Linked DNA regions of Homo sapiens: region 2 is linked to region 1. A link is an interaction called in ENCODE POLR2A ChIA-PET data of the cell type or tissue named here. Cell type or tissue: OCI-LY7. All regions are shown on one strand. Each heading gives the region's core, and the rest is flanking DNA. Links, peaks and the distances in the headings are about the cores only.

What was found. ChIA-PET counts read pairs that join two places held together with the same protein. Peaks named below come from ENCODE experiments on the same cell type or tissue, not always from the same donor. Only the 100,000 strongest peaks of a DNase experiment are listed, where the experiment ranks them.
Region 2: POLR2A ChIA-PET joins it to region 1 with 12 read pairs; 2 of 35 experiments call an interaction of 5 or more read pairs at or near these places.

What each region holds. Positions count from the first base shown.
Region 1 is chr14:43,306,722-43,323,473 of GRCh38, reverse strand. It overlaps LOC105370470 (a long non-coding RNA gene), which reads right to left and starts at 14,829. Exons shown (of 4, transcript XR_943798.4): 1 at 14,632-14,829; 2 at 10,620-10,742; 3 at 9,009-9,049; 4 at 6,488-6,571. It overlaps LOC124903307 (a long non-coding RNA gene), which reads right to left and starts at 6,488. Exons shown (of 3, transcript XR_007064136.1): 1 at 6,412-6,488; 2 at 5,689-5,815. In OCI-LY7, for the core only: no CTCF peak of the experiment used is centred there; no DNase peak of the experiment used is centred there.
Region 2 is chr14:44,124,007-44,140,758 of GRCh38, reverse strand. All of the region lies in intron 1 of LINC02307 (long intergenic non-protein coding RNA 2307), which reads left to right. Among named protein-coding and RNA genes, the nearest start is that of LINC02307, 250 kb to the left of the region's middle. In OCI-LY7, for the core only: no CTCF peak of the experiment used is centred there; no DNase peak of the experiment used is centred there.

The DNA of each region.
Region 1 (16,752 bases), core at 7,486-9,985:
GTTGGAAATATTGTGTGAATTCCATTAAAAGCCAACATTGATCACACTGCAAAATCTTATTTTTTTACACACAAAATATAAGTACATACTTAATCCATGATGTTAATTATTCTCTCTTCTGTTTTTCATATTAAGACAATTTCAAAAATTTATTTGAGGCCTTGTTCTAACAGTTTATTTATGAACACAATTTTAATGGAGTCCTCCCAAATTAAAAGATCATTTCATTCTGTCTTTCAACTATCAGGTACAACATGCAAGATATTTTCTGAAAATGTGCTATGTAAAGGAGATAAAAACCAGGCTGTCAGTAAGGCTGGAATCAGTCTCTGTCTTGCCACTGTCTAACCCTTGACGGTATAAAGTTACTTTAACCTATTTAAGATGTCAGTTTCTTACCAGGAAAATAGCTACAGTTCTGTTTTAATAATACAATATGTAAGGAGCATAAAGGCAATATTTGGCATACAGCTGAGCCTTCAGTACCCGTATCTGTTTTTCTATAGTAACTTTTCTATATATGGTACCTTTCCCTATATAAGTATTTATTTATATTTATGCCTGAGTGAAAGATCCCAGGAGACAACACCATGAGCAGATTAATTTTGATTGTGTATGCAAACTAGTATTTTTATTGACCTTAAATGTACATCTTTTACTAAAATATTATGAGTTCTGACAACTTCACACATTTGTGTAACAGTCACCATAATCGAGATAGGAACTACTGCATTATCCCCAGAAATTCTCTATATCTCACTGTAGTCAACACCTCCTCATCCAGTTGCAGCTCCTAAAAACTCTTTTTGTTTTTTGCCTCCATAGTTTTGACTTTCAAGAGGCCACATAAATATAAACGTACAGTTTGTAGCCTTTTATTTGAGACTATTTTGTTGAGGTATTAATGATTTTTTAAAAAGTTGTACATATTTAATGTATACAAAATGATTAATTGGGTGATAAGTATATACCTATGAAACCACCACCACAATCTATGCCGTAAACCTATCACTTTCAAAAGTTTTCTCCGACCCTATTTATTAAATTTATTATCATTATTATTGATTTATGATACTGTAAACCACAAAGAAAATACTAAGCCAGTGAACAACTAATTGGACATCCTCCCCCTTACCTTAACTCAAGCTGATTTCAACACTTCAGGCAGAGATAAAGTCTTTCAACCAATTGCCAATATTCACCTATGACCTGGAAGCCCACCCCTGCCAGACAAATAATACACCATACATGTGTTGATTTTATGTCTTTGTGCATAAGTTCTGTCTCTCTAAAATGTATAGAATCAAGCTGTAACCAAACCAACTTGAGCACATGTTCTCAGGATCTACTGAGGCTGTGTCACAGGCCATGGTCTTTAACCTTGGCAGAAAAACATCGAAATTGATTGAGAGCTGCATCAGATACTTTTTGGTTTATGATAGGAGCACCTAACATAAGATATACCCTCTTAGTAAATTTTAAGAATATAAAATAATATTATTAACTATAGGCTTTATGGTATACAGTAGATCTCTAGGACTTAATTCATCTTGTACAACCAAAATCTCATACCCTGTGACTAATCCCTCCATTTCTGTCTTTCACGAGATCCTGGCAAGTAACATTTCCCTCTCTGCTTCTATGAGTTTGACTATTTTATATTGCACATATAAATGGCATCATGTGGTTGTTCTACTGGATTTAGCTTATTTCACTTAGTATAAGGTCATCCAGGTTCATCCACATTGTCACAAATGGCAAGATTGTCTTCTTCTTGTAAGGTTCAATAGTATTCCATTGTATGTAAATACCACAATTTCTTCATCCATTCATCCATTGGTGAACATTTAGATTGCTTCTATGTTTTGGCTATTGTAAATCACACCACAATGAACATGGGAGTATAGGTATTTCTTTGATGTACTGATTTTATTTCCTTTGGGTTAATACGGAGAAATGGAATTGCTGAATCATATGATAGTTCTAGTTTTTTTTTTTTTAATTTTAAGACTCTCCATCATAATAGTTATAGCAATTTACATCCCAACTAATGGTAAATAAAGGTTTCTTTTTCTCCATAAGGGAGTTGCAGGAGGATCCCTGGAGACCAGGAGTTTGAGCAACATAGAAAATATTTTGTCTCTATAAAAAAAAAACAAAAAACTAAAAGTTAGCCAGGCATAGTGTTGTGCACCTGTGGTCTCAGCTACTCGAAAGGCTGAGGTGGGATGTTTGCTTGAGCCTGGGAAGTAAAGGCTGCAGTAAGCTGTGATTGTGCCACTGCACTCCAGCCTGGGTACAGATTAAGACGTTACCTCAAAAAAAAAAAAATTAAAAAATCTACTACATATATCTATCTATCTATTTATCTGTCGATCTACACATATATTTGTGTGTGCAATTGTGTAAACACAGTTTTAATGATCATGACAGTAGTTTGGGGAAAAAAAAAAGCAGTAGGTGTTTCATTCTACTTTTTATTATATTTGGTATCTAAAAACCCTGAGAATTTTTTAGTAGTTATCAACATAATAAGGAAGAGAACCAACTCAATATTGAGGGGTCACAATCAATGTATCTATTTCTTTCTATTCAAATGCTTGAATAATAAGGAGGGCAGAAATAATTTTATATTAGATAAATTTTGAACCAAATAAAATTAAAAGCACAAAATTATCTTTCTATACATTTAATAATTCATTACTACTGATTTTAGTAGAAAGCATATGTTGACAAAAGTTTTTAAAAACCATACTCTTGAAGATCATTACTTGGTATTTTTAACAGGAAGATTCAGCATTTAAATAAAATGTTTACATATAATGGCTACTACTTATATTACTGTAATGCATATTGATATTTATAGTAATAATGTAGATATGTGTCAACATTTATCAAATAATAATTATGCATGCCATTTTGATTTCATTTCTTTGTATTGTTAGACTTTCTAAATAATTGCATAACTGTAAAATAATGAAGAGGTAAAAGTAAAAGATAAAACAGACAAAAAGCAAAAAAAATCTTTATTCTAGTTATAAAATTCAGGCAAAATCATAATTATGATATACATTCTCTAAGAAGTAATAACTACCCATGAATAGCATAATATTTAAATACTAGGCTAGGAAACCAATGGGATTATACTGTTAGATAGCGAATTTTTTCATTCGATGAAAGACAATCTAAAAATCTTACCCCTGTTATAAAACTTCACATTCCATTAGATTTCTTCTGGTTCAGGTTTTATGATAGGAAAAATAATATAAACCTTACTATATTTTCACCTTTGAAGAAGAAAAAAGATGGAATATAGCAGAAAGCATAAAAGTGCCTTTCTTATTTTCAGAGCAGTCATGCACTATAAAAATCTGTGATATATAAGACTTCATAATAAAGAACCCAATGTTTATTAAAAAGAAGTATAATTTTTTTCAGAAGTCTAAAGCTTTTCAAAAAATATATTAAATTTTGTTTTATTTTGTTTTGTTTCCTCATTTTCTTTCCATGCTACACTTTACCATTTTTTTAATAGCTGGAAATAGACATTTTTGTCTGTTTTTTTTTTAATTGATGAGGTTACTCTCATCAATGAAGAAGTTTGTAGAACTTCTTGTCGAAGTTGTAGCCATGACACTCTCAAAGGAAGGGCAAGAATTAACAAGAATTAAACACTAACTGAGCTGCTCCTTTTCTCCATATGGAGATGGCTCTGGTAATTGAACCATGCCTGGGGACTGACCTCCCAGAAGTTTAGAGTCGTTGGAGTTATGTGTTTTCTTTTCCTATAAAACCTGCAATCAAAATGCAAATTGAAAACTAAATTTTCCTTAAAAGTCACTATCAATTTAAAAGCTGTTTTAAATATTCTTTTCAAATTCTATAAATTACCATAAAGCTCTAAGTCTCATATTTCTGGAATATTTAGCAAAAGTGAAATTGCTTTGTCCAGAATAGCTTTTTTTTAGTTTCTTCTGATGAAAAAATTGCAAGATGAAATTCTAAGTAGACAATAAGTTATATCGTAATCTGCATTGAAGCTTCACTGGCTCCTTATTAGTTTCATCTGAAGGTATGGGGTTATTTAGGGTGCAGTAAGGTATGGTGAAATTGCCCATGAAATTGTTTCTAACCCTAAATGATAAAGTATAGGAAGAGGAATATTAATTTAGTTTTACCAGAATTAGAAAGTTTAACATGCTGAACATTGAACTTCATCATTTAAGTATTAAAAAAGGCATGACAATATTACATGAAATCTTTTAATCTGTTATGCAAATATATGTTCAAATTTAGTGTTATACTTAACATGTAGACCTTAGGAATTTAAGGAAGGAAGTAGATGTATCATATCTAAGGGATAGTTAAAATTGTTTTACAAGTATACACATTGAAAATCAGAGTTCTATTATTTTATAGGAATTATTCCCTTGTCACTAGTTCATGAATCTGTAAGGTTCTCCTGATATATTTATGTAGGTTCCAACACTTTTAGGGATATATTTTCATGTCATCATGTTTTTCTCCTATTAAAGGAAAACACTAGCTAAATTAAATTTAAAAGGGTTAAGTGGAGCAAAGAAAATTTTGTGAATCGGGCAGCCTCACAAGCCAGATTAGACTTAGAGACTTCAGCACAGCCACATGGTGGAAGATATATGGACAGAACAAGGAAAGTGACATACAGAAAATGGAAATGAGGAACAGAAACAGCTGGATTGGTTACAGCTTGATGTCTGCCTTATTTTAACACAGTTTGAACAGTTGGCCACCTTTGATTGGACAAAACTCAGTGATTAGCACAAGAGTAGGCTGCAGTGTGCTTATAACTCCATTTAGGTTATAGTTCACGATGCAAAGAGAAACATTTAGGCTGAACTTAAAATATGTAAGGAGGCAGCTTTAGGCTATACTTGATTTAATAATTCCCCCCCTTTGGTCAATTTTTTCAACTATGAGAGATTGACCAAAATTTTAATCAGTAATGTCACTCTCGCCATTGTAAATGCACTTATTCAATCTTGAAACCCACTGAGAAATAGCAAACAGATCAGTGGGTTTGGTAAGGGGAACAAGGACTTCAGGTTATTTTTTTGTAAGGGTTACAGTAAAGGGTAGCTGATTATGCTGGAATGGACTGTTCACAGGAGAAAACAAAACCTAGTTTGTTCTAGGATCTACATGTTTCCTTAAAGTTTCAGTTTGATTTTGTCACATTTAGCATGAATGACTCCATTTTGGTTTGGTCTGGTCTGTTGGGGTCTAGTGCATGTGCTTAGTCCAAAACAATGGGCTCCCACTATTTTGTTTAAAAATTTTCCCCTTTTGGTTAGGTTCTCACTTATGTGAGAGTGTGATTCAAACTTAGGGCCTTAGCACCACTCTCAGTTACCATCATTTTGGATTTCTCATCTCAGCATGTCATTCATAGGTTACAGTGCCCTCATGATCACACATCTTTTTCAGCTCTTGTCATTCCCATTAAAGAGAGACCATTTGACCTTCTAGAGATGTCTGTATGCAAACATTTAATACTTTTGAGGGAATATAGTGCGCCAAGAAGATTATTATTATGACTATCAGGAGGATAATACCAAGAGCTTGGGGTATGCTCCTTATGGTGGGTCCCCATAAACCAAACCAACTAAAATCAAATAGATCAAAGAATAAGCTAAAGAATCTACTCACTTTAATTAAACAGTCTCTTCAATAATCCCGTACAACTGAATCTCTATAATATGCACTATGATGTAGTTCTCCATGGGCAACAAGTGCCACCAGCTGCACAGATACTTCTGTTTAGCCAGTAAGTAATCTAGAACAATAGAGCAATTCTATTATTTAGCATAACTTTCACAAGATAATTTAAAGTCTGTTGTGTAACCATAACCTTTAGAGTAAAATCTGCTTTAAAGCCTATCATCAGTGGTAAATTTTCAATCATTGCCTCATTTACTCCTAACCATGGGGGAAAAAAAAAAGAAAACCTAACAAATGATGCCCTTCTAGAATAGTGAAGACCTCCTGACAATGTTCTCCTTAACCCATGATATAGGTTAAGACAAGTGGAACAATGTTCTGTTTCTCACTAATTATCAGGCAACATATGTACTATTAAAGCTTTTCACCTACATTGGGCCTTCATCTTCCATCTGTCAAGGTATAAAGTTATCCATGCATAATGCTGGCTGCAAACTCCTTCACAAAAAATATATATATATATGCCATGAGTGCACCCAACAGCACCCTTTCCACTTCTATTGTTCATAGATGAATAAAAAAGGGGAAAAAAAAGAAAGATAAAGAGTCTCATGATAGTAGAGAAGTCTTGATTTCTTGATCTTGGGAAAAAGCTATTCACTTCAAGGATGCCACCTTCTTTTGGGGAGAAACTTCCCTGGCTAGCTTTACCTTAAGGTTTTCCAGTGGGTGTACAGTTCCAAGAGTGTGGAGGGACCCTTCTCAGTTGTGAGATTATGAATCCAAGGTTCAAGTTCCCGAAGTTTTGCTGCAGTGTGAATAGCAAGGGCAGTGATTCTCTGATGTTCTCCAAAGATTCAGTCTTTGCGTTCTAGATTGTGAAGGGGACAATTGTCCTCAGACAGTAAACCATGAAAAGCTCTCTTTACCTGGTGAAAATACACTGTGGAATAGTGAGCTGCTATTATAACATCAGTCTTCTTGCATGAGAAAGCTCTAATACAACCGGAAGACATGCATTAAAAATGACAATGGAATGAAACCCCTCTATAATTGTTTAAATGGCCCATCAGGTAGCAGAATGCACATGAAATTTTGATTGTCTTCCCAGGAATATGAGTTTGACAAACCAAACGTTGGTCATAAACTATGTAAACTATTTTAGCCATTTATAAGTCACTATATATATATATTTATATATATATATTTAATTTGGATCATTTTACTTATTCCATGATGAGTCATGAAATGCAGAACTTTTAATAACAAAAGCTTTAAGGACTCAGGAAGGACAAGGCAGCCATCCTGGTCCTCCATGAGTCCATGCTTAACATTGTACTTAGTCCTCTTGAATACCAGTTGTTTTTCCGGTTTAGGGGTGTAACACTGATAACTGATGGGTTATCATAAGTAATCTGACTTAGACCATGGAGTTCATTCAGATTGTATATCTACACAATTTCAATACTGGCTGATTCAGCATGAAAATTTGCCAAAGCATTTTCTCGGTATTCAATTAATTTGATTCTACTTGAGTTAGCAGTTTTATAAACCAGTCAGTCTCGTCATTAAAGTACTAGGAATTCTTAACCCAATCCAAATGATATGATTCTAAAGTTATTAGAAACCTGCATTCAAGAGTGTTTTTCAGGGTTGTTTTCATTCTTTCATGAACTCCTTAAAGACTCTATATTCTAAAATTTTGTATGCTTGTGAAGTTTTCAGAAATTGCATCAAAATTAAGCAATTAACTGTGGAAATGACTTTAAACAAGCATTTTAAAGACACAGTTGATAAAAAAATTTCTTTATTTCTGTGGTCTACAATAACAACATTATAACCATAAGTGTGATTTATAGTGCATACTCAGACATATTAGAATTTTAGAAATCCCATACAATTTTGGAACATATATTAATGACATTCATTAAATATAACCTGAAGAAGGTTAAACATTATTCCTTGACAATGCTTCCCATGTAACTTAACATGTCAAATAATCCTGCTTACCTCCCTACAGAGGGCTTCAGTGGCCCTCTTTAGCATCTCAAAGTTAGAGGCCAAAGAAGACTTAATTTTGATGCTGAAATATGATTTTGGGAAGCCTATCAAATACATTAAAGGTTTAAAACACTTGAACAAAATAGGATCACTGGTCACCATAAAACAATAGTTGTTCATTTAACCAAAGTGATAATTTTAAAAGATTTTTAAAGGCCAAAACCTGTACTCTGATAAAAAAAGACCCAGTTTTCCAAACAAAAGACCTAAGACAGCATGAGACAGAATCTGTCTCTTCTTTCCTCTGTCTTTTTCACTCTTTTGGCAGTTTACTCAAAAGGTGAATGAAAATACTTTACCATGTGTTATTAAAACTACAAAAAAATTTTGTTCAAAAGAGAAAACCAAGTTTTCTTTTTGTATTAGTGTATTATCAAAACTAAAATTAATTTTAATAAAACCTTATAAATAAATGTACCAAATCTGTCATCTTTTAACCACACAAGATTTCCATAAACCTTTTGTTTTACATTTTTCCCCAACTTTCTTTGTTTATTGTGTTGTATCTATTTTATTACTCTTTCAACTTGAAACTTTTAAGTAACTTTAAACCAGACAACATTTTAAACACACATTTTTATGCCTTTATAACTTTCCCCATTGAACACATATCTTGGTTTTGTTTATACACTCTGTATACAGAATTGTCTCATATCTAGTAGTTTTTAACTTTTATTATCTCTATTTTTTAGTGAAAAACCTAGAAAGTAATTTTGAACTGTTTTATATCAGTATTTGTAGATAAAAACCATTTTATATTTTTTAAGAAAAATAGTTCTTCAAATTATTGTTTATTGACAGATCTATTTAGCTTTTCTATATCATGTAAAAATAACATGTGAAGGTATATAGACTTAAACTCATGTTTAATATCTACATTTCAATATCAACTTACAGATGACTCAGACATTTTATAATTATCTATTACTTAATTTTACATAACATGACTCTAAAATTTTAAATTACTGAAAATAATTTTGAAATTGACACAGGTAGCCTTTCTAATGTCTTCCCCTAGGCATTCTAGGTCTTAGGTAGCCACAGGGGACCCAAGAGGATTATGAAATTCAAGGCCTTTCTGAATCCATAAGGACAGAGAACAGAGCCATGAAGACTATATCTGGAGAATCCAACCCATCCCAAAATAGCCAGGAGGCAAACAGGAAAAGCAGAGGAGGAAGCAGCCATGTTGGACTTGATTCTGGCTGGTATAGGCGTAGAAAATGGTATAGAAAATGTCTTCATACCTCATCATGACTACCCATTTAGATCCCGGAATCCGGAGACTCTAAACCAAAGACATAAGCTCACAGTCAAATGAAGCAAGTATCTGTATTTAACTGATAATTTTGAAGCCATTTTTATTTTACCAACATTTTAAAAACTAGCTTTATTTACTAAATATTATCACGTATAGACACACAACATATAGAAACACAACATATAGCATAACACATATAGACACACACACATAACTCATATAGACATACAAACACGCAGAAGCTTTCATAAAGGATTTTCATTTGGTGGCTTTTAAATAATTCCCACTCTTACACCCCATTTGGTCTATCAGTCTTCTAATTACCTGTTTCTTTGCCTTAAGGTATTGTTAACTAGGCAACAATTTGCATTTCTAAAGGGACAACTCTTAGGTGAAACAAATACATATATATGTAATTTCATAAGCATAGAGCTAAGATTTTAGGCCTAAATATTTTATTATCATTTGCACAAACCAAAGGAAAAAATGACTCAAACAAAATGTCACTTAAGATGGCCAGATAAGCGCCTTAAACAAAGGTATGACTTATTATGTAAATCTAAAAGAATTTTACAAGTTTCTAATATACATAGGCAGACATCCTTAAAAATGGAGATTTCCTTTATAGATGTAAATTTCTTTTACAAAAGTGTTTCAAGATAACAAATTAAATTTCAGAAAGGTGTATTTTAGTTTAACAGGGTGTTCCTTTAAACTTAGCTACTGTTTTTTATCTAAAATTACTGAGTTCAGGGTGGAGTCCACTAAGGACTAGGGCCAAGAAAGCATTTTCTATGCCTGGACTCAGCATGGATAGATCTGAAAAAAAGTCAAGCCTTCTTTACCTGAGGGACTACATTTTATTATCACTTAGGATAGCTTTCTTTCCACCTTTGTGGTGGGATAGTAATAAGCCAAAAGTTTAGCAGGTTTAATTTTTCTTATCAATTAGTCTCTTTAGCTTTTTATTTGCCTTTTATAAAGTCTTTGCTTGAAAATACTGGTATATTTTTAGAAGTTTCTGCATATCAGTAGTCATTCTTACATGAGACTAATTTGGGAGCCCTCATTTTCAAATGCATTTCTTTAGTGCAGTACTGTTCATTTGGAATGTTCCACTGTAACTAATCTTTAGTAAGATTTTGTCATCTCTATGAGACCTTGCTGTTTCCAGGGCCTAATACCTATGCATGTATAAGCTGAAAGGAACTCAGTTCTTTAGAAATTAAGGATCCTATTTTTACCACAAATGTTTTCCAATGATCAATTAGCCAAAGATCAACTTTTCCCTACCCAAGTGTGCAAGAAAAATGAAACAAAGTGGATAGAACACAAAAATTCCTACAAATTTCCAAAAGACAAATTTTACACCCCCTGCAACATTGCCATTTACTACCAGTTTCTTTCTAATCCAGTGAGACATAAGAGGCTTCTAACTGGATCCAAGCCAGTTAATTATCAGGTCTAATCTGATCCTGGACCCAGTCCAGTTTCTGTTATGACTTCCAAACCCAGTTTGGATGAGAATTTTGCTCAAAGAAACTCAGAGAACTCAAAACACAATCAATTCAGCTTCAGAATCTGAGAGAGAACTTACCATAGTCCCCAGCTGCTCCAAGAGACCAAAGGACACAGTAAGACTGGCAGGTACCTCGGATGGTCACTCAGTGCTCATGGGGATCATTAGAAGCTCTACTTTGGATCCCAATTCTGACACCATCTGTTAAAAGAAAAACTTTAGCTGAATTAAATTTTAAAAAGTTTAATTGAGCAAAGCAATATTCATAAATCTGGAAACCCCCTGAGCCAGAGTAGGCTCAGAGACTCCAGCACAGCCATGTGGTAGAAAAATATTTATAGACAGAAAAGGAAAGTGGTGTACAGAAAATGGAAGTGAGGTATAGAAACAGCTAGATTGATTACAGCTTGGCATTTGACTTATTTGAATACGGTTTGAATTGTTGGTCACCTTTGATTGGTCAATGTTCAGTGATTGGTACAAAATTAATCTACGGTGTGTTTGGAACTCCATTTAGCTTTTAGTTCACAATGTACAAAGAAACCTTTAGTCTGAACTTAAAATATGTAATGATACAGCTTTAGGCTAAGCTCTATTTAACACTGCTTACTTTTTAAGTGCCCTTAGACTGTATCATTTTGGACAAAATGTCTCTACTGTTGATGAAAAGAGTCAAACTGTAAAATATTCGAAGAGATTTATTCTGAGCCAAATATGACTGGCCCATGGCCCATGACATAGCCATCAGGAGATTCTGAGAACATCTGCCCAAGGTGGATGGGGCACAGCTTGGCTTTATACATTTTCGGGAGACATGAGACATTAAATAATATGTGTAAGGTGTATATTGGTTCAGTCAAGAAAGGCAGGACAACTCAAAGTGGGGCTTCCAGGGAATGGGTATATAAGAGACAAATGATTGCATTCTTTTGGCTATTTGATTAGCCTTTCAATGAATACACAATTTACATGTGACTTCGGGTGGGGGGTAAAGGAATAGTCATTGATGCCTTAATCTGGGTCAGTGAATCTGCATTTTTACATAAACTATAGGGCTGAGAAAGCAATTAGATATGCATTTGTCTCAGGTGAGCAGAGGGATGACTTTCTGTCCTACACCTGTGAAGATAAGCTATCAATTTACTTTGCCAGGGTGAAATTCAGCAAAATTATTTTTAGAGTAAAAGTCTTGAGGCTCACAAGAAATTTCCTTAATAAAATGGGAGGAATGATTGCCTGATGCAGTTCCCAGCTTGACTTTTCTCTGGTTTAGTGATTTTGGGGTCCCAAGATGTATTATCCTTTCATACTACTATTTTGCATATTGCATTAAAAATACCATTTACCAATGTTAAGTACTGGGTAGATTTTCTCCCTAAAATTTGATTCAAGAAAACTTGGGACAACTAGACCTCAATATAAGGTTACCATATTTTTATGATTATCTCAAGCTCTGCACCCCAGTGATAATCCTCATTTCTCTGTTCTTATCTAAAACCTATATGCTCCTTAAACATTACTTTTGTTCACTTAAGTTCTCCTGCATTGTGGATTTGTAATGCAACATTCTTTTCAATTGATTTTCCTGTACATGATAGCTTAACTACATATACCTGTGTTGTTTGTTCAGCTCTCTCCTCCAGGGCTGTTAGGTTTTTCCTGGGTAATTTTGTTTTATTTTAAGCACACTCTCTAGTGACAGCAGATGGCAATGTCAGAGGAAGATTGTGGAGAAAATATGAAACAATTAATTTACAGTGTTTGGAATTATGCTTAATTCAGCTCAGTGTCCCCAAACTTAGGTGATCAAAAAGTATAATTACAGTTGATTTATTGAGATTTATGTACAATAACAGTAACAATTAAGATATTTGTTTGGCCGGGCACAGTGGCTCACGCCTGTAATCCCAGCACTTTGGGAGGCCGAGGCGGGCGTATCATGAGGTCAGGAGATCGAGACCATCCTGGCTAAGACGGTGAAACCCCGTCACTACTAAAAATACAAAAAAAAATTAGTCAGGCGTGGTGGCGGGCGCCTGTAGTCCCAGCTACTCGGGAGGCTGAGGCAGGAGAATGGCGTGAACCCGGAAGGCGGAGCTTGCAGTGAGCCGAGATCATGCCACTGTACTCCAGCCTGGGCGACAGAGTGAAACTGCGTCTCAAAAAAAAAAAAAAAAAAAAAAGATACTTGTTTTTTGATCGGTTGAGAAATATGTGTTGTTTTTTAAAAAGATAGATTAAAGTATATTCTAGCTGTTATAAACCTGCGTTCTGAAAATTCTACTCAGATTTATACTTTGTTATTAATATAATACCCAGAATGTTTCCCTAAAGTAGTACCTGAGCGATATTTTATGTACAGGTCTGTCAATTAAACTAGTACACATAAATTAAAAACTAAATACTTAGAACATACTTTGCCTTTTTGATAGTCTCTATTTTGTTCATTGTTTTAATAACATAAATTGATTTGAAATTAGTTGATTTTTTGGAAAAGTTATTAGATAAAATATTTAGGTAGAGTACAAACAAAATAAGGCAATGGTTTTATAAAATTGCTAAAGCTATATGTCTAATGAAACAACTGTAATATATGACTTATAGGTTGCAATACTATAACACTAACATAAAATATCTACAAATCCTAGATCAATGTATTACATTTTTTTCTACTTCATGCACAATTTAATCACAATAAGGACATATTAGGGCAGCTTGGAGCTATAGGAATGTCAAATAAAACTAATAAAATTGATATTTCAGAAAGATTAATTTGTAACAATTTGCTGGGCAAGATAAATAGAAACTAAGAGAAACAGGGAAGCAAGAGAAAAGATATGACTTTATTATATAAATTCAGGAATAAATTGATAACACTATAATTTTGACCTCCCTTCCAATATTTTCACATCAAAATATACTACCTCTGCATATTTTTCTCCAGTCATAGTTTTCATGAATCTGATTACTGTTTAAGATCTCCCTAAATTGTCTTGCTCACTATAAAGTTCAGAAGTGCTTACAGGTTATATTTTCTTCCACTACTTTAAAATTCTCCCCCAAGCTATCACCTTATTTTTAAAAATTCAAGACCACTTATAACTGTACTCCACAATTCCCAGATTTTAGTACAGTTGACATATGGCAGTTTGTTCTTAAATCACAAAACAAATTATTCAAATATTGCACTTCTTGTTGACATGGGTAATTATGTCCAACACCAAATCCTCAAAACTAAAGCCCAAAGCAGGCTATTTCAACAGCATAATGGAAAGATATATAGAACAATATTCACTTACATTATATTTAGATTGGGAATTTGATTATGGTTTATAGTGGTACCAAAATGTTAAAGGATTCATGTGAGACAAGGCGTATTTATCTACATACAAATAAAAGAATAGGAAAGAGATCACTAGTGTAATGGCTTATTGGTTAACATCAAATGTATTCACTAAAAAAGAAAAGACTCTACACATCATACATTGAAAGAAATAAAACATAATCTAAATGTAACAAATCATAAGAAAAAGCCATACTGGGAAACAAACCATGTTATTTAAAGTAAATCCAAACTTAATTTATTTTTATGTACATTTGGTTGAACTGCTCACTTCATACAGACATAGTATCAAATTAGTGAATACTAGAGCAAATTCTAGTAAGAGTTAATATGGAAAGATTTTAGGTGCTTGACTTGACATAAGCACAATTACACCAACAAATACAAACTTATTTTTAAAATAAAATAGTCAAGTATAGTGTTTTCCCTGAATACGGTTTACATGACTTTAGTTTATCAAAGTAGTGACTGACACATTTCTCAATGGAAAGGTAGAAAATCTCATCACTGTTATGAAAATATTCCCAGCAAAATGTGTTCCCAATTTCTTTTCAGCAAAATATGTATTGATGTATGATTTTAAATGTAATGAAGTGTTGAAATTCTTTACCATTGACATCACAGTGCTGCATTTTATCATTTACTAGCTCCAGGCACAAAAGCAATACCTGAGACCCAATTGTCCATTCTTGGCTAACACTGCCTTATGTAACTAACAGCACAAATATGTGCACTTAATATACTTACCTTAAACCAGAACTCCCAATATAAAAATCAACTTTAAATTTGTCAATATTTTTTTAAAGCAGTGACAAGGTAGACTTTCATTTAAAAATAATAAATAAAACTCTTCTTGTTATGCCGATTTTTGAGATAGTACAGGTCTACTGTCTTTCAGTGTGAATTACTGCGTCCTTCTCTCAGTAGATCTGGTAACACCTCAAGATGTAGTCAGCTCTCATTACTCATGGTAGTTATGCTTTATGAAGTCACCATGAACACGGAATTTAAAAATATTGAATGACTGCTTCTGGGAAAAAGCAGGGTTAAGTTTATGCAAGCCTTGAGTCACAACATGTTCCTCAACCAAAATGTCATTTGTGTTATATAGGTTAATTTGCCTATGTCCTTATTAAACAAGGCAATATTTAATCATCAGAACTGAAAACCTGCTCTTCCACCTAATCTTCCTCCTGTATAATATTTATCAGGCATTCTAAATTATTTTATGAAGTCTCCAGATCTGTAGAAACCACCCTGTCTGTTAAACCTTCAAGTTTAACATTTTTCAGACCATGCTGCTTTCAAAACACGTAAGACAGTCAGCATTGGCCAAGAAGGATTTAGCGTTTTCTTGACCCTGATTAACATGACTGTATATACATATATATATATTTGGCTTTAAGAATGACAACAATGCTGTTCATTACACATTTTTATATGTGTCATCTCATGAATTTACAAATTTGGCAGGTTTTCCATCTTTTCCATGTCTTTCTCATGCATTGTAGATGTTATTTTAGCACTTTGTGGAGCAGCCTCATGTACAGATCAGCAAATTTCCGCTTTATTTTTCTGGGTATACATGGTGTTGATTTACTAACATTGAGATAACTGTCAACAGCTTATAACTCATGCCTGAATGAAAATTATCTAACATATATTTTCTCCATATGGCACACATGGATATACATGAACATTAAATAACACTTTAGCACTATGCTTGGGGACCATTTTAAACAGCAAAATCACCAACAAAAAGCACAAAATGTAGCACCAAATAGACTGTAGAAAGGACACTTGTTTAAAGTATGAAAACTAAAACAAGAAGGCAGAGTGTTGCCTTGTTCAATTTCAGTTGCGAATAAGCACATTTACTGATTCAAAATTTTTGAGGTTTTGAGCATGTCTGCAAAGGACGGAGAAAATTCGTGAGTATTGATTTTGAAGTTACACATAACTTTTAGTGAGTGGGCCAATTCACAGAATCCATGAATAATGAGGTTTGACTGTATACAGGTAAAGTAATGTCTATACTAACTAGAACGTCTAATACTCCAATGGAATTATCTTGGGAGGAAAGTGTTTATAGTGAATAATAAATATAACATTTATATTATAATTGTCTCTGTGTTAAGCATTTTAAATTTAGCTTTTAATTAAATCTTTATAACAACCCTATATGTAGGCAATATTGCATCCATATTTTTTGAAGAAACTGAGTCATAAAAGTTAACGTTTATAAGACCACCTGGCTCATGAGTGATGGTGCTAGTATTTAAACACATGTGGTATGATTTTAAAGCCTACAGTATTTGCCACACAGGTACAGTGCATTAAGATTCCTTGAAAATATAAGGGCTGATAGAAACATTTAAAGGCAAAATAATAATAGTGATAATAAACATATATTAAATATATATCTATTTAATTACATAACATAAAGGGAACTAGGCCCCATAATGGAAGCAGAGCTGGTCACAGATCAAATTCAATAACCTAATTAATAGGAGATGTCATTAAATAAAATGAGAAGAAAGCATGGACACTTTCTTCAAAGTCAAAGAGCTAGTCTGAGGTCGTGGCTTGTGGGACTAACAAAATAGGTCAGGCCAGGGAGTATGAAACACAATTGTTCTGATGTACCATGTTGTGTTCAGACAAATCATAGTGTTTGCCCTGCAGGAAGGAGTTTTTCTTTTGGTACATAGCCTCATATCTGATCAATGTGGCTTTGCTAGACTGGCCCAAGTACTTTATAAACCTTTATGACACAAACCATGTTACTTTAATTATACATCAAAGAATCAAATGTACTCATTTTTCATTGCCTCTAGCAAAGAATTAACTCAGTGGTATTACCATCAA
Region 2 (16,752 bases), core at 6,289-8,788, 820 kb before region 1:
CTGATAGCCCTTGGTTTAAATAATAGTTTTTGTACTTGCTAGTTGTGTGACTTTCTGTACAGCACTTAACTTCTTTTGGCCTCAGTTTCTGCTTTAGAAAATGAGCATCCTATTATTCAAATAAAATGTTAAATATTAATCTTAATTTTAATTAATAATGTATGTCTGCCATTGTCATCCTTCTGTCCCTTCAAATTTATTTCCTATCCTTCTCCACTCTCCTCTCTCATCTGGGAGTCCCACTTTTGTGGACTACACTCAATATACCACTCCAGAGGACATACAGTATTATGTAAATAGCCTAGCATAGTGACTGAAATAGGAGAGGTGCTCTTTAAATATTTGTTGAAGAAAGAATGAACTTTAAATTATTCCTAATTATTATTATTGAAACTAAAGAAATTTATAAAGTTAAGATCCAACAATAGTAATAACATGAATACAACATGGTGTTGTACCATGTTTGAAGCCCTATAGTAATCATCTTTCATGCATGTTAGCAGGGATCGGCAAACTATGGCTTGCAGTGTACATCTGCTCTGTCATTTGTTTCTGTAAGTAAAACATGGCCACCTCCATTTCTTTGCATGTTGTCTGTAGCTGCTTTCATGCTACAACAGCAGCATTGAGTCACTGTGGCTGAGGCTATACAGCTCACATAGTAGAAAATATTAACTAGTTGACCTTTTTCCAAAAAAAAAATTGTTTATAGCATTTAATCTTCACAATGACTCCATGAAGTATATACAGTTTCATTCCCATTTCTCACATGAGGAAACTGAGACTTAGAAATATTAGTTCGCTTATAAATGCTATTGCAGAATAGATTCAAGACCATTTTAATTATTTTAAGACAACTATGCATTTCCCCAACCTATTTAGATGTCTTGACAAAATTGTCCATTCTTTATATATCAAAATCTAAAAAGGAAAATAGACCTATTAATTTAGACATTATGGATCAAAAGAGAAAAGAGAAAAATTGTACCAATTTAATTCTTCTTTTCTTCTGCCCTCAGTCCTAGGAAAGTATTTCTTACCATTGGATGTCTTTCTCAGGAAGGATGTGGTAGGATGTGGTGGTCATAACTTGATGGATTTAAGGCTTCTATTTGGGGTTACTTATTAGCTGCTCTAGGGCATTCTTGAGAGTCTCAGCTGACCATGGTTTGAATTAGTGATATTTTCAATTAACTGTGGGTTTATTGGGATATAATCCCATTATAAATCTAGAAGTAGCTGTATTTTATTAATATATAAAACTAACAATTTTATTGCTATCAATAATAATATAAAGTAGTACAGTATATAACAAGGAGGTGTCTATTAAAGTGATATTTATAGCTATTACCATTGCTATAATTATTATCCAGCAGTAATGGTAATACTAATAATAATGGTATAATACATATTTACCACCACCACAACTGTTTTTTACATATGCTATCGGCTGAACACTCACTGCAATAACCAATCTAATTAGTGCAGTTTAACTTCCACAGTCCCTCAGTTATGTATCCTCCTGGATAAATATCTCTTATAGTCTGAACAAGCCTTACTCTTCACCACTATGCATGTATGATGTATTTTTTTCTTTTTCAATAGATGCTAGAAGACAACAGGGATGCTCCGAACTCCTTAAATAGTTAAATCAATTATCACTATCTCTGTGAAAACTGTATAATCTTCTCCAGGCTCTTGAAGAAGATTACATTGAAAAATTCAATGTAATCTCCTATCTGTGATTACATTGAATTTAAAAAATATCTCTCAGATGGTTATACTAAAAGCCCAGACTTCACCACCATACAATATATCTATTTAACAAATTACACTTGTACCCCTTAAATTTATACAAATAATTCAATTAATTAGAATATAACAGAGTGATTGATATACTGTGTTACAATTACTTGAAAACTGTAGTGAGTACTCATTGAGTATAGACAGTCTTCAATTTCTGTGTTTATTTTCAGGAATTATCACTTTGCCTAATAAATTGTACTTGGTGTTCAGTAAATGTTTGTTGAATAAATGGATGAATTATTTAGTGAATGAATGGGAATAGAAATATGATGAAAGTTGATCAATGGATATGGACTAAAGTATTACTAACTGGAGACATCAACTAGGACATTTCTGGACTTAATGCAAAGGAGATGAGTGATACCACATATTTCACATATATATTTAACGTTTTAAGAAACAAATACAATATATTGTTATAAATAATTTTAGTGTTATATAATTATAAAATATTTAGTTTCTAGATTTGCTTCTCAGAAATATTGCCTATATTAGAGTTTGAAAAAAACTACAGCATACATTATATTGTCTTCTGCTTAAAGTAAATTTCATTTAATTTAGTTGCTGTTTTTAATTTTAAAAATATAAAGGGAAACATTAACAAAGAGTATGTAGGGTTTACTGGAGAAAATATTTAGGAAAGCAAGTGCAGTAGTAAAGAAGAAACAAGAACAAGAGGGAATAGGTAAACATTTTATCTGTCAATTTCATTCAATGTACATTAAAAACACCTCCATCTGCTTATGGCTGTAAAAGTCCCCTGGATGCTAGTAAGCTGTCTCTTATTACCTAGTAATCTGGTATCACTTGCTTCAGCTAATTAGTAATATCTCATGTATAGTCAAAGCACATTATAGTGTCTACCCTGATATTGGTTGAGTCTTTCTAGAATTTTTAACAAAAATATCTGGTCAGATTTCTCTTTGACAGTATAGAATTTACATAAATGTTATAAATAACAAGTTTATTTGTATTAATCATCCTCACAACTAATAACAGGTTTATTTATATTAATCGTCCTCACAACTGATGACTTTTTATTTAATAGAGTTGATACAATTTTGGTTGCTATAGTTATTTAGCCTAGTCTTCAGATTTTCTTTTCTTTTTTAGGGGTTGGGCAGTGGGCCCCTGTGCTGGTTAATTTATGTGTTAACTTAAGTTGCCCAGACATTTCATCAAACATTATTCTGGGTGTGTATGTGAGGGTGCTTCTTGATGAGATTAACATTTGAATGGATAGACTAAGTAAAGCAGATTGCTATCCCTAATGTGGGTGGGCCTTGTGCAATCCATTGAAGATCTGAGGAGAGCAGAGGGCTGAGTAAGAGGGAACTCTTTCTGCCTAAGTACTTCAACTTGCATTAGTCTTCTCCAGCCTTCAGACTTTAACTGTAACACTGTCTTTTTTTGGATCTTGAGCCTGTTTGCTCCAACCGAAACTTATACCATCAACTCTCCTAGTTCTCAGGCCTTCAGACTCTTACTGAAGCTATATTAGCAGCTCTGTAAGGTCTCCATTTTACCAACTGCAGATCTTGGGACTCTTTAGCCATCATAATCACATGAGCCATGCATCTTTGAAGGAGAATTTGTAGGAGATGGAGCTTTAAATGTTGGGTCCTTTTTACTCCGGAGACAAATGTAACTGTGTCAGTCTATACTTTGGTGAGTTACAGGAAGGTAACCGTAAATATTCATGTCATTTATAGACTCTTAGGAGTCACCTCTCAATTTTCCTTTCTAGCACTGATAACCAACTGAAAATAGGTAGAAATTGGAGACATGAATCCAATTAACTTTCCCAATGAATTTTGGCAACAGTTTTTAAATAAATGATGGGGATGTTATAAAAAGTTAATGAATTATTGAGAGAGTTGCTTGATTCATGCAAAATTCTCCATGACCTACATTTTATACAGAAAACTAAATGAAAGAAGGGAGGTTCATTTAAAAAGTTACGTTCAGTATGATACCTCCTTAGTATCTCCTGCACTAAAGCGGTAAATTACAAAGTTAGATTTACCTAGTCCCTCTTTTTATCCCAATTCAGTATTTTTCCTACTAAAAAAAAGAAAATATTCCAAGCTGAAAAGAATCTTGGTATTTCCATCACGTTTGTTCTGAAAACAAAGTTAAACTACCATTCTATTTGAATTAGGCAATGGTGATTGTGACATAAGACATTACCTAAGAAATAATATTATGCTAGAATATGCTGATGCCTTAGGCTGAGGCAAACGTTACTAATCCCTTAGTAATACACAGAATTTTAAATAGCTATTACATTCCTGATATAAGATGAAAAGCAAATGCTATAGTCCAGATATTTTTATTTCTTATTTTAGTTGCCTAGAAAAAGTAGATTTTTTGTAATTATGAGCAAAAATAAACTTTTTCTAAAGCGTTCTTTTTCATATCTGCTCTTTTCCTTCACTATGTTTTCTTCCTTTATTCTTTAATTCAATTAAAATACGTTTGTGCATCTACTAAAATAAAAGTATTCACCCAAAGGCCATGGGGAATGTAAATTTTGTGAAGACACTCTATTTTTGTCCTCCATAGGCACACAGTTTTGTGAGAGACTATGCAGGTAAGTGAAGCACAAAGCCAAACGAAATTATTTTTATTCTAGAGTTACAAAATACAAACGAAGAAAGGTAGCCATACTGTAATCACATAGAGGAATCCATAAATGCACGTGGAGAAAGGGATGGAGTAGAAGTATACTTTTCTCTACCTCTACACATCAATTAGGGTAGACTTCTGTGGGTTGCAGAAACCTCTAAATAGGGACTTAAACAAATAGGAGGTTTCATTTTCGTTTTACATGACAGTAGTCTGCAAGTGAGTATTCCAGGGCCAATATAACAACCTGTATTAGTCCATTCTCACACTGCTACAAAGGATACCCCTCGAGACTGGGTAATTTTGAAGGAAAGATATTTAATTAACTCATAGTTTTGCATGACTGGAAAGGCCTCGGGAAACTTACAATAATGGCAGAAGGGGAAGCAGGCATGTCTTACACAGTGGCAGGTGAGAGAAGTGAGGTGCGAGCACCAGAAAAATTGCCATGTTTACAACCATCATATCTCATTTGATTCACTCACTATCACAAGAACATCATGGGGTAAACTGCCCACATAATCCAATCACTTCCTTCCTAGAACATGTGGGGATTACAGGTCCCTCCCTGGACACATGGGGATTACAATTCAAGATGAGATTTGGATAGGGAGACAGAGCCAAACCATCTCACAACCTAATACTTCCCTGAAGGAACCAAGTGCTTTCTGTCTTTATGTTCCACTGTTCTTAGTGACAAATGCTCTGCTGCAGGTACAACATATTTCATGCAGTAAGAAGGAAGGAAAAAGAAGACATGACACTCATGTACATCTACTTATGGCTTACTGGAAAATGCTCTCACACTGCCCCACCTAGCAGCACAGGTATCTAGTATTTTCATTTTCTAGCCATTGGACAGTAGGTAAGAAAAAGAGGAAGGGATTGGAATGTGTATGGAATAAGACAACTTATATTAGCTGCAATAATTAAAATGTTTGACTACTAGAACCACTCAGAATTGTAAAGAAAGTGATATTACTTTCTCTATATGTAGATGACATATTATGTTTCTGGAAAAACCAAAAGAAATAAAAAAAGAACTGCAAGCAATATACATAAAAATTGATATAAAATAGCCATAGACTTAAGTGTCATAGCTATATCTATAACATTTTTAAGTACAAAAAGAGGAGAAAATTATTGAGACATTAGAGTATGCAAAGATTAACTGAATCAGAAAAAGCATGAATTAGAAAATAGAAAATGGTAAATTAAACTTTATCAAAATGGGAAACTTTGCTCTTCAAAAGACATCATAAAAAATAAAAAGACAAGCAACATAGTGGGAGAAGTTTTTGCGATGCATACATCTCACAAAGAATGTTGAAGCAGAATATATAAAGAGTTCTTATACTTTAATAGTATTCTTTCTATAAAAACTTGTCAGATTTTTTTAGAGACGGGGGTCTTACTATGTTGCTCAGGCTGGTCTCAAACTCCTGGCGTAAAGCTATCCTCCTGCCTCAGCCTTTTGAGTAGCTGGGATTACAGGAACGAGCCACCACATCCAGCTATTTCAGTAATATTCTTGAATGGCCTACATGGACAGACACTTAAAAACATACAAGTACAGGTATATATGCATATAAACATATTAATATAATATTCAGTATATTTAACAATCAGATTGGTAGATGCACTGACCAATCCGAATTGATACTGACTTTGGGACTGAAGAAGTTCCATAAGCCTCTTCTTTGACAGGCTACTAGATCCAAGATTGTGGAGAATTATTTTGGGATCCCTGGGAAGAGCTGGGATTGGAGGAGACACTTGGGTAACCTGAGAAACAGGTATTTACCAAATTATACAGATATTTTACAAACTGTAGAAACATACCAATGGATATCAACTGCATATTATAATACTATTTATGAATTTTATTTTAGTGATTAATTTCTATATTAACCCTGTACCAATGCCACAATGTATTAGTTACTGTATTTTATAGCAAATTTTGTCAGTCAAGACTCCTAATTTTATTTTATTTAGAAAATTATTTTGTATTTTTAAGCAGGTTTTTTTCTAGTTTAATTTGAGAATCAACTTGTTAAAATTCTTAAAACTCCTTATTCTGAATTTGTTTGTAATTGTATTGAATTTGAGAAAAGATAACAACTAAAATACAAGTTTTTGCATGAAAAAGTGTATGTATCTTCACTTGTTCATACACCATGGTGAAAACTTAATAATCACTTTTGTTAGTTACAGAGTAGCATAACTCACTTAATGAATAGATGTCTGACATTACAGTCCAAAGTATCTTGATTTTACTTTCAAGAATCAAGTTCCTATAACTGCATAAAATGTCATATTTTTAGCCTGCCCAGTAGGTCACTGACTCACTCTAGGATCCTGCTGTGCCCTTGTCCTTCAGAATCTTCTACAAGATTTTTCCTGAAGGGTTTCAACATAAACTCATAATCCAGTTTATATTCTGGATATGTATATATATTTTATATTTTGAAATGTGATCTTATATAATTCACAAAGATTGAATTTTTAGCAGTTGAAGTTTCCTTTGATTTGGTAATGTAATTGTCACTCTATGTCCCTGAGAATATTTTGGAATTTGTCATGCTCAGCAATGAGTTTCCTTTAATAGACTTTCCCTGTGTCCTGGCAGCTTTTACTCCTTTGTAGATTTTGAATGGTTAGAAGACAGTGCAAAGAAGGCTACTTTACATATAAAGATACTTCAATTAGCTGAACAAATACATTTAACTTATTTTATTCTTGAATTATAAACTTCTTAAGGCCATAAAATGAGTCTAATTCAAATTTCCCAGAGTGCCATGGTGTCTAGCATAGGTATTTTGTGACTGGCAGGTGGTTGTATTTATCTAGGAAATAAAAGACAATTAACACCTCTTGCACATTTGCTGTGTGTCAGTTTGCTAAGTACTTCATATGAATTTTCTCATTTTACTTTTTCAACAAACCACTGAAGTTATGCTATTATTGCTATTTTACATATGTGGAAAATGAGACTCAGAGAAATTATGAAAGTTGCTAAAATTCTCAGAATTAAAGAATTGTGGAACTATGCATCAAATCTAGGCAGATGTCAAAAGTTCATTTTGAAATGAACAGTTAGGTCTTCAAGATGCTTGTTAGTGAATTCAAGCCAAGTTTATGGTTTTCCTTATATGTGCTTCTGATCAGATCCTCCATGTTGAGGTGTATAAGGTTCTGGTCAGGTAATTATGAGAACTGAGGCTGAGATGAGCTCTGCTGCTAATTAACCGTGAAACCATAACCATTATTTTCTTGTTCTTTCTAATAGAAATTATTTACATACGTATAATACTTTGTGATCTACAGGGTGCATTTGCGTATATTACTTGGGTAATTGTTATGGTAGGCAGAAAAATTATCCCCTCTGTCCTCCTTCCGCGCATCACCAAGGATGGCAACCTACTAGTCCCCAGAAATGGTGAATATGTTGTGTTAAGTGGAAAGGGGAAATTAAGGCTGCTGGTGGTATTAAGGTTGCTAATTAGTTGAGATGGGGATCTTGGGATAATAAGAATACTCTGGTTTATCCAGGTGAGACTAATGTAATCACAGGGATTTCTATAAGGGAGAGGAGGTAGGAGAGTCAATGTGAAAGTGGAAAGGAGAGTGCTAGAAGCCGAGAAATGCAAGCAGTCTCTGGAAGCTGACGATGGCCAGGAAACACATTTCTCCCTCGTGTCTTCAGAAGGAATTTAGGCCTGCCAGCGCCTTGATTTTCCTCCAGTGTGACCCGTTTTAGACTTCTGAAACTCTACCTCCACAATTGTAAGAAAATGAATTTTTATTGTTTTAATTCACCAAGTTTGCAGTAATTTGTTGTAATGGGACTGGGGAGCTAATACAAGTATCATTACAAATCTGCATGGTAGATACAATTATCACGGTATTGTAGATGTGCAAATGAGGTCCAGAGTAAAAAATGACATGCTTAAAGAAAGTCCGCCATTAAATACTGATTGAAAAATTAGCTCAGGTGTTTTGGTTACAAACCCCATGGCACTTTTTACATAAAATGAGAGGGTTGAATGACATACTTTCTAAGGTCTTTCCAGTTCTAACACTCAATGATTTAAAGTGTCAAATGAAATCACAGACTAAAATGTGAGAATTTGTTGGCTGTGTACCTCTCGGTTCTCAGGAGCATTTCTAAAGCAAAAAGGTTTTGGTATCTTTCTGCTGCATTGCAAAATAGATGTTTTTCTCCTAGTGTAAGCCTTGTGGCCTTTGCTCCTAGCTCTGAAGTTTAGCTTCTTGGACTCTTTCACATACATAACTAAAGTAGTTTTCTCATGTGCCTTTTAAGGGTTTACTAACAGTTCACTCAACTGGCTTTCAGCTGACAGCAACTGATTTTTTACCTGACCTGTTTCTTGAATAAAACTTGTCTTTTCAACAGTTCAAAACATTTTAAATAAATAGGGTTAAATTTGGCATCTGTTTTGAAATAAATTACAATTTCTTTGACATATTAACTAATATATGTATTTATATAATGATGAAAATATATACACTATTAAAATACATTAAAATTTTTTATTTCTAAATATTACTCGTAAGAGACAGTGTTCTATTTTCAAAGTATTTAATAAGATTTACAGATGTGTGTACAAAAATGATCCATGATTGCACCTCTGTCGAACTTGAAGAAAAAGAATAGAAATAATATATGCACATGGTTAGAAAATGTAAATGGAATAGAATGGTGTAAAATGAAAGAAAATGGAAATGATTTTTATGTGACCAGTTGAGTTTATGTGTATAGCTATCACTTATGTGATCTGTCCATTCCAAAAAACTTATATCCTGGCTCTAAACATCATTTGGGATTCACTTTGCTTAGCATACAGAGAGTAGATTTAAAAATTGCATTAAGTAAACTTTAATCTCAAACTTTATAAGTAAAGCAACAAATAAACTTGAGAATGACTGAACTTAGAAAAAATGAAAACAATACACAATTTAGTATGTATAGATAAGAGTAAATGCAAATGTTATTTTATTTTTCAGACTTAGTATATATGGGTGAAATTATTTGACAGTTATAGTTAAAGGACTTATTTTATTTTTTTTTCTTTTTCATCCCTTGCCAAAGTTTTGCTATGTTCACTGATCTCTTCTGTCTTCTGAATTTGGCACTAAAATAGTTGCTTCCACATGCCATGACTTATTTCAAATTGCAAATAAATATTGGCTTCTTAGTAGGAAATTGTCCATAGTTTAGACTTGACAAAAAAATCTACTTCAAATATACCCCACACTTGGTTGTTCACCAGTTGGTTCTTCTGAGTTCAAGATGACTGTGTCTGAGATCTGAGGGCTCTCTACATTTATGTATCTATTATAACTGTACCTGTTATGCTTCTCCTGAAATATAATGATATTGGCAGTGGAGCAAAGCCATTACAATCTGGTTTGGCAGGAAGGGATATTTTTCACATTGTCTAAGCCAAAATCAGTCACCTGATTGCAAAAAAAAAAAAAAAAAGAAAAAGAAAAGAAAAATGGTGTTACACAATCTTTATATTTTAATCTTAGACATTTCTTTCAATTGCAACATATTGAGTATTTTTGTTGTTATTTTGTTTTTGTTCTAATTTTAAAACTCTTTAGGACTGTTTATGAAGACTACTTCTTAGAGAATTTTTACATTTGCCACACAATTAAGAAGAAAATACAGAGATTTCCCATATCCCTCCCTCCTCTAGACATGCACAGCCTACTGCATTATCAACACCACCCACCGGAATTGTACATTAGTTACAATTGATGAACGTCCATTTACTCATCATTATCAACTAACATACATAATTTACATAAGGGTTCACTCTTGATGTTGTACAGTCTGTAGGTTTTAACATATTTATGATGACATATATGCATGATTATGATATCATACAGAGTAGTTTCACTGCCCTGAAAGTCATCTGTTCTTCACTGATTCCTCTCCTTCTCCTCAACCCTGTAACCAATAATCCTTTCATTCTTGACATAGTTTTGGCTTTTCCAGAATGTCATATAGTTGTAATCATACAATAGGTAACATTTTTAGATTGGCTTCCATCACATAGCAATCACATAGCAGTATGAATTTCAGGTTTCTCCATGTCTCTTCATTGCCTGATAGCTCATTTCTTTTTAGCTCTGAATAATATTTCATTGTATAAATGTGCCACAGTATTTTATCCATGCACCTACTGAAGGACGTCTTGGTTGCTTCCAAGTTTGGGGTGTTATGAATAAATCTGCTATAAACACTTATGTGTAGGGTTTTTTTATGGACGTATATTTTGAATTGCTTTGGGTCAATGTTAAGGAGCACAATTTCTGGCTCATATGGTAAGAGTATGTTTAATTTTGTAACAAACTACCAACTTTCTTCTAAAGTTGTGGTGTCATCTTGCATTCCCACCAGCAATGAATGAAAATTTCTGTTGCTCTATGTCCTTGCCAGCATTTGATGTTCTCAGTGTCCTAGATTTTGATCATTCTAATAGGTATCTAGTGGTAGCTCAGTTCTTTAATCTGCAGTTTTTGATGACATATCAAGAAGATGATGTGGAGCACTTTCTTACATGCTTATTTGGCCTCTATATATCTTTTCCAGTGAGGTGTCTGCTAAACTCTTTGGCTTATTTTAAAAATCAGGTTGTTTATTTTCTTATTGTTGAGTTTGAGAGTTTTGTATATTTAGGATAATAGTCCTTTATTAGATAAATCTTCTTGCAAATATTTTCTTAGAATCTGTGACTTGTCTTTTTATTCCCTTGTTAGTGTTTTATGTAGAAGACATTTTTAATTTTAGGGAGGTCCAGCATACATAGTCTTTATTTTATGAATTATGCTTATTGTGTTATATATTTTAAAAAATCAATGTCAAAACCAAGGTCATCTAATTTTGAACTGTGTTATCTTCTAGGACTTTTATGTATATATTTTTTTACATTTAGATCTGTGATCCATTTTGAATTAAGTTTTGTAAAGAGTATGAAGTCTGTTTCTAGATTCTTTTTTTTTTTTTTTTTGCCTGTGTATGTCCAGACTCTAAGACTTTTATAAGAAAAACTGTGGTGCCACGGAGGGAAAGTATGTTAAGAGGGGTAGAAGAATTGTCTTTTGGGAGCTTTAACATTCACTTAGAATATGCATTATTCATAAGAAGTTCATAAGAAGTTAAATACTAGAATAACATAGAATTTGATGAAAAACGTACATATATATGTAATCTATGAATAAGTTAATACTATTTTAATCTTTTATTATAATGCATTATATATAAATGTGTAAACAAACCTTTCTTCCTTTATGGATTTTGAATCATTTGAATGAAAAAAGTGCCAACCGCTTGACACCTATTGTATCAGAAACTTTATACCTGAACTTAATAAATGATCATAACAATGGTATGATATATCACTATTTTTCTTATTTTATAGATCAGGAAACTAAGAAAGAGAGAAGTTAAATAACATAATGAAGGTCATATGACTAGAAAGTGAAAAGTGAAAATATAACTAGGGGCTTTTTAGTGCCAAAATACATGATCTTTCCTCTGTGCTCTACTGCTTCTGTATGGATAAGAATTGTATAATTTTTGTTAATATTTGTCTTATATTTTATACACTTATAAATATGCCACCAATGTGTTACCAGTTATGAACACTCTGAAGGGTATTTGCTACTCAGAGACAAATTACTTGATTTAGAAGTAACTTCTTCTAGTGAAAATACCTAGGACCACAATATGGGCATTCCAGATGACTTTAAGCAAGTAATGTAGACATGAAAGAGGAACAGTGGTATAAGCAGATCAATAGTTGAGTTATGAAATTTCAAAAGTATGTATATAAGCATAAGCCATCACTTTTTACATTCATTCTATAGTTATTCATCCCCATCAAGCTACCAATGACTTTCTTCACAGAATTGGAAAAAACTACTTTAAAGTTCATATGGAACCAAAAAAGAGCCCGCATCGCCAAGTCAATCCTAAGCCAAAAGAACAAAGCTGGAGGCATCACACTACCTGACTTCAAACTATACTACAAGGCTACACAGTAACCAAAACAACATGGTACTGGTACCAAAACAGAGATACAGATCAATGGAACAGAACAGAGCCCTCAGAAATAACGCTGCATATCTACAACTATCTGATCTTTGAGAAACCTGAGAAAAACAAGCAATGGGGAAAGGATTCCCTATTTAATAAATGGTGCTGGGAAAACTGGCTAGCCATATGTAGAAAGCTGAAAGTGGATCCCTTCCTTACACCTTATACAAAAATCAATTCAAGATGGATTAAAGACTTAAACGTTAGACCTAAAACCATAAAAACCCTAGAAGAAAACCTAGGCATTACCATTCAGGACATAGGCATGGGCAAGGACTTCATGTCTAAAACACCAAAAGCAATGGCAACAAAAGCCAAAATTGACAAATGGGATCTAATTAAACTAAAGAGCTTCTGCACAGCAAAAGAAACTACCATCAGAGTGAACAGGCAACCTACAAAATGGGAGAACATTTTCGCAACCTACTCATCTGACAAAGGGCTAATATCCAGAATCTACAATGAACTCAAACAAATTTACAAGAAAAAAACAAACAACCCCATAAAAAAGTGGGCAAAGGATATGAACAGACACTTCTCAAAAGAAGACATTTATGTAGCCAGAAAACACATGAAAAAATGCTCATCATCACTGGCCATCAGAGAAATGCAAATCAAAACCACAATGAGATACCATCTCACACCAGTTAGAATGACGATCATTAAAAAGTCAGGAAACAACAGGTGCTGGAGAGGATGTGGAGAAATAGGAACACTTTTACACTGTTGGTGGGACTGTAAACTAGTTCAACCATTGTGGAAGTCAGTGTGGCGATTCCTCAGGGATCTAGAACTGGAAATACCATTTGACCCAGCCATCCCATTACTGGGTATATACCCAAAGGACTATAAATCATGCTGCTATAAAGACACATGCACCCATATGTTTATTGCGGCATTATTCACAATAGCAAAGACTTGGAACCAACCCAAATGTCCAACAGTGATAGACTGGATTAAGAAAATGTGGCACATATACACCATGGAATACTATGCAGCCATAAAAAATGATGAGTTCATGTCCTTTGTAGGGACATGGATGAAATTGGAAACCATCATTCTCAGTAAACTATCACAAGAACAAAAAACCAAACACCGCATATTCTCACTCATAGGTGGGAACTGAACAATGAGATCACATGGACACAGGAAGGGGAATATCACTCTCTGGGGACTGTTGTGGGGTGGGGGGAGGGGGGAGGGATAGCATTGGGAGATATACCTAATGCTAGATGACGAGTTAGTGGGTGCAGCGCACCAGCATGGCACATGTATACATATGTAACTAACCTGCACAATGTGCACATGTACCCTAAAACTTAAAAGTATAATTTAAAAAAATGTTTTCAAAAAGTCCTTTTACCTAGAATCTGAATTATTGCCACATAATTATTTGTTCATTCAGTAGTCACTTGTTGATAATGGAAAGGAACCATACATGGTGACATTTAATTCTAGTTGACATTACTGTGTGCTTTTGTATTAGGTTATGATTTACCATTCTGAACCATTCTTTTGATTTATTTGTGGAGGAAATGTGGCACAAACTGCTATTAACTCTTCATCCAATGTGAGAACATTATGGACTAAAGTCAACATTGTTTTGAAAGCTGAAAACATGTTAAAATTCAAAATTCACTAATAAAAATAAAAACATTTAGATTTTAATAAAACCATTTTATGGAGATGAAATTTAATGATAGTGATTTTAAGCAAAGATATCTTAAGTGAATGGGAACAATTATAATTTGGTTTAAAATAGATTTAAGGCTTAAATGCATTTGTGGTGTATGTTCTAATGACATCTCTCTCTCTCTCTCCCCACTTCTCATTATCTATCTAGCCACTCATTTAACTGTCATGTATGTGCATTGCGTGTGTGTGTGTGTGTGTAAAATATCAGCATAGTGAATTACCAATTCATAAAATTATACTTTTTCTATCTTGAAATTTATCTCTTTATGTTTATTTATATGTCTTCATTTCTATGTTCATTTTCAATGTTTTAAATGATGGGAAAAGGAGAATTTATTTCCATACACACTTATGCAGGTGTCAATTTGTTTATAATAATGGTTTTCTGTCAGTGATTTGAAGTGAGGTAAAGAAGTTGCAGTAGGAGCGTCATTTAAATATGCAGTGAAGTCAGATTTTTCAGTCTTTGAGGAAGTGGAGGAAACTAAGGATAAAGTTGTGATCCACGCAGACTTAACTAATTGATCTCAGGCATTTTGTATTCATAATATTTTATCCATTCTAAGTTACACATTTTTAATTTACATTTTTCTCCTCTGAAAAATAGGTGCACCATACAATTGATGGTGTTTTACAATAATTGACCAGGAAGAAATTGTGATATAGTTTTTATTATTGCATATATATGGAGTGAGTCTTAGATATTTTGTCCCCACACCAATAGTGTATATACCCTGAACTGCTACAAAAGTTGAATTCAATTGACATTTTAGTGTCAGATCATTCAATGATCATTTGAGAAAGAAATGAGTCACAGTTGTTACCTTGAAGCCTTCCACTGATAATTTATAGCAAGATCAAAAAATTGTTAAATGTGGAGACTTAAAAATAGTATTTAGAAACTGAGATCTGGTGCTAAGTGTTACCTATTGCTATGGGTGTGTCACTGCTTCTAGGTCCTTTTAGTAGACAGACCTGAAAAATATGTATAATTACCATGTATATACGTACATATTAATATGTATTTCTATACCAATCTATCTCTATATAGGCATTAATATAAATATGAGTTCATAAGAATACCTGTGACTCTAAACCAGCATCATAGGATTTGTTTGAGCCCCTACCCCCTTGGTTATTTCTATTTTCTTTATCCAGCAGTGGAAAAACCTGACTCCCATTATCTATAATATATTTATCTGTTCAGTCCTAAGTTAACATAAAATGGTTTCAGAATTGCTAACACATACTCCTGTGAGAAGCAATTTACCAGCTAGAGTACAGTGTTGGTATACAGTACATTTTGTCTCTTGCCTTGCAGATAAAATGTTATTTTTTAAAGCTAGCTTCTAACTGTCTCTTCAGAGATATTTGAAGTATGGAAAGCACTCGATCTCCCAATTTGGTGGCTTTGAAAATGGAGGAAGGAGGGTACCAGCCAAGGAATGTAGTCTGCCTTAAAAGTGGAAATTGACCATGGCTGACAGTCAGCAAGGAAACCGGATATGAATTCAGACAGTAACCTGAATGAAGTTGAAAGTAGACTCTCAGAACTTCACGTAAGGAAGGCAGCCTTGCCAATACATTAATTTCAGTCTGTTATACCCAGGGCAGAGAAACCAGCTGAGTCTATTCAAATTTCTAACTTACAGGGCAGTGAGTTAATACATTTTTGTTGTTTTAGACCATTAAGTTCATAGTAATTTGTCATAGGAGCAATAGAAAATGAATGCCACATCCTTCCTAATAACTCATAACCTCAGTCTACTATGAGAAAAGATAATATGTGAAATACCTTACCTCTGCTCTTCAAAAGAGTCAAGGGCATAAAAGACAAGGAAAGACTGAGGGACTGTAACAAAATGACGGGCACTAAAGTGACAAGGGTAAGTAAATGCATTATGAGTTCCTGGATTGGATTCTAAGACAGGAGAGAGAGGAGTATGGGCAAGCTGGTATAATTCCATAAAGTCTGCAGTTTGATAATATGAACCATTGCTAATTTATCAGTTTTGAGAATTATATGTGGTTATGTAAGATAATAGCATTGGGAGAAGCTGGTTGAAGTTACACGGAAATGCTCTTTATTGCTTTTGCAACTCTATTTTAAGTCTGAATTTATTTTAAAATAAAAAGAAAACAATATGGAATAGGAGTCAGGATTTTGTGGGAAAAAATCCTGAGCAGTATAAGAAATGCTGCTTTTCTGATTTGCTTAATGACACAGAGAAAGTGTGGGGAAAATGCACTTTCAAGTAAAAAATGATTCAGAAGAGTGGTACACTAGGGAGATTTAAGAATAATGGGACCAATTTGTTTTGTTTTTATTACTTTTATATACAACATAATAATATATACAATATAAATCCATGGCAGAAAGATTTTTAAAAAGAACTATTTTTATAAGTATAAAATAAAACAATTAGAAAACATTGTTCTAACTTAATTGGCAGCATTTATAGTGATAATGGTGACATGAGAGCCTTTTACAA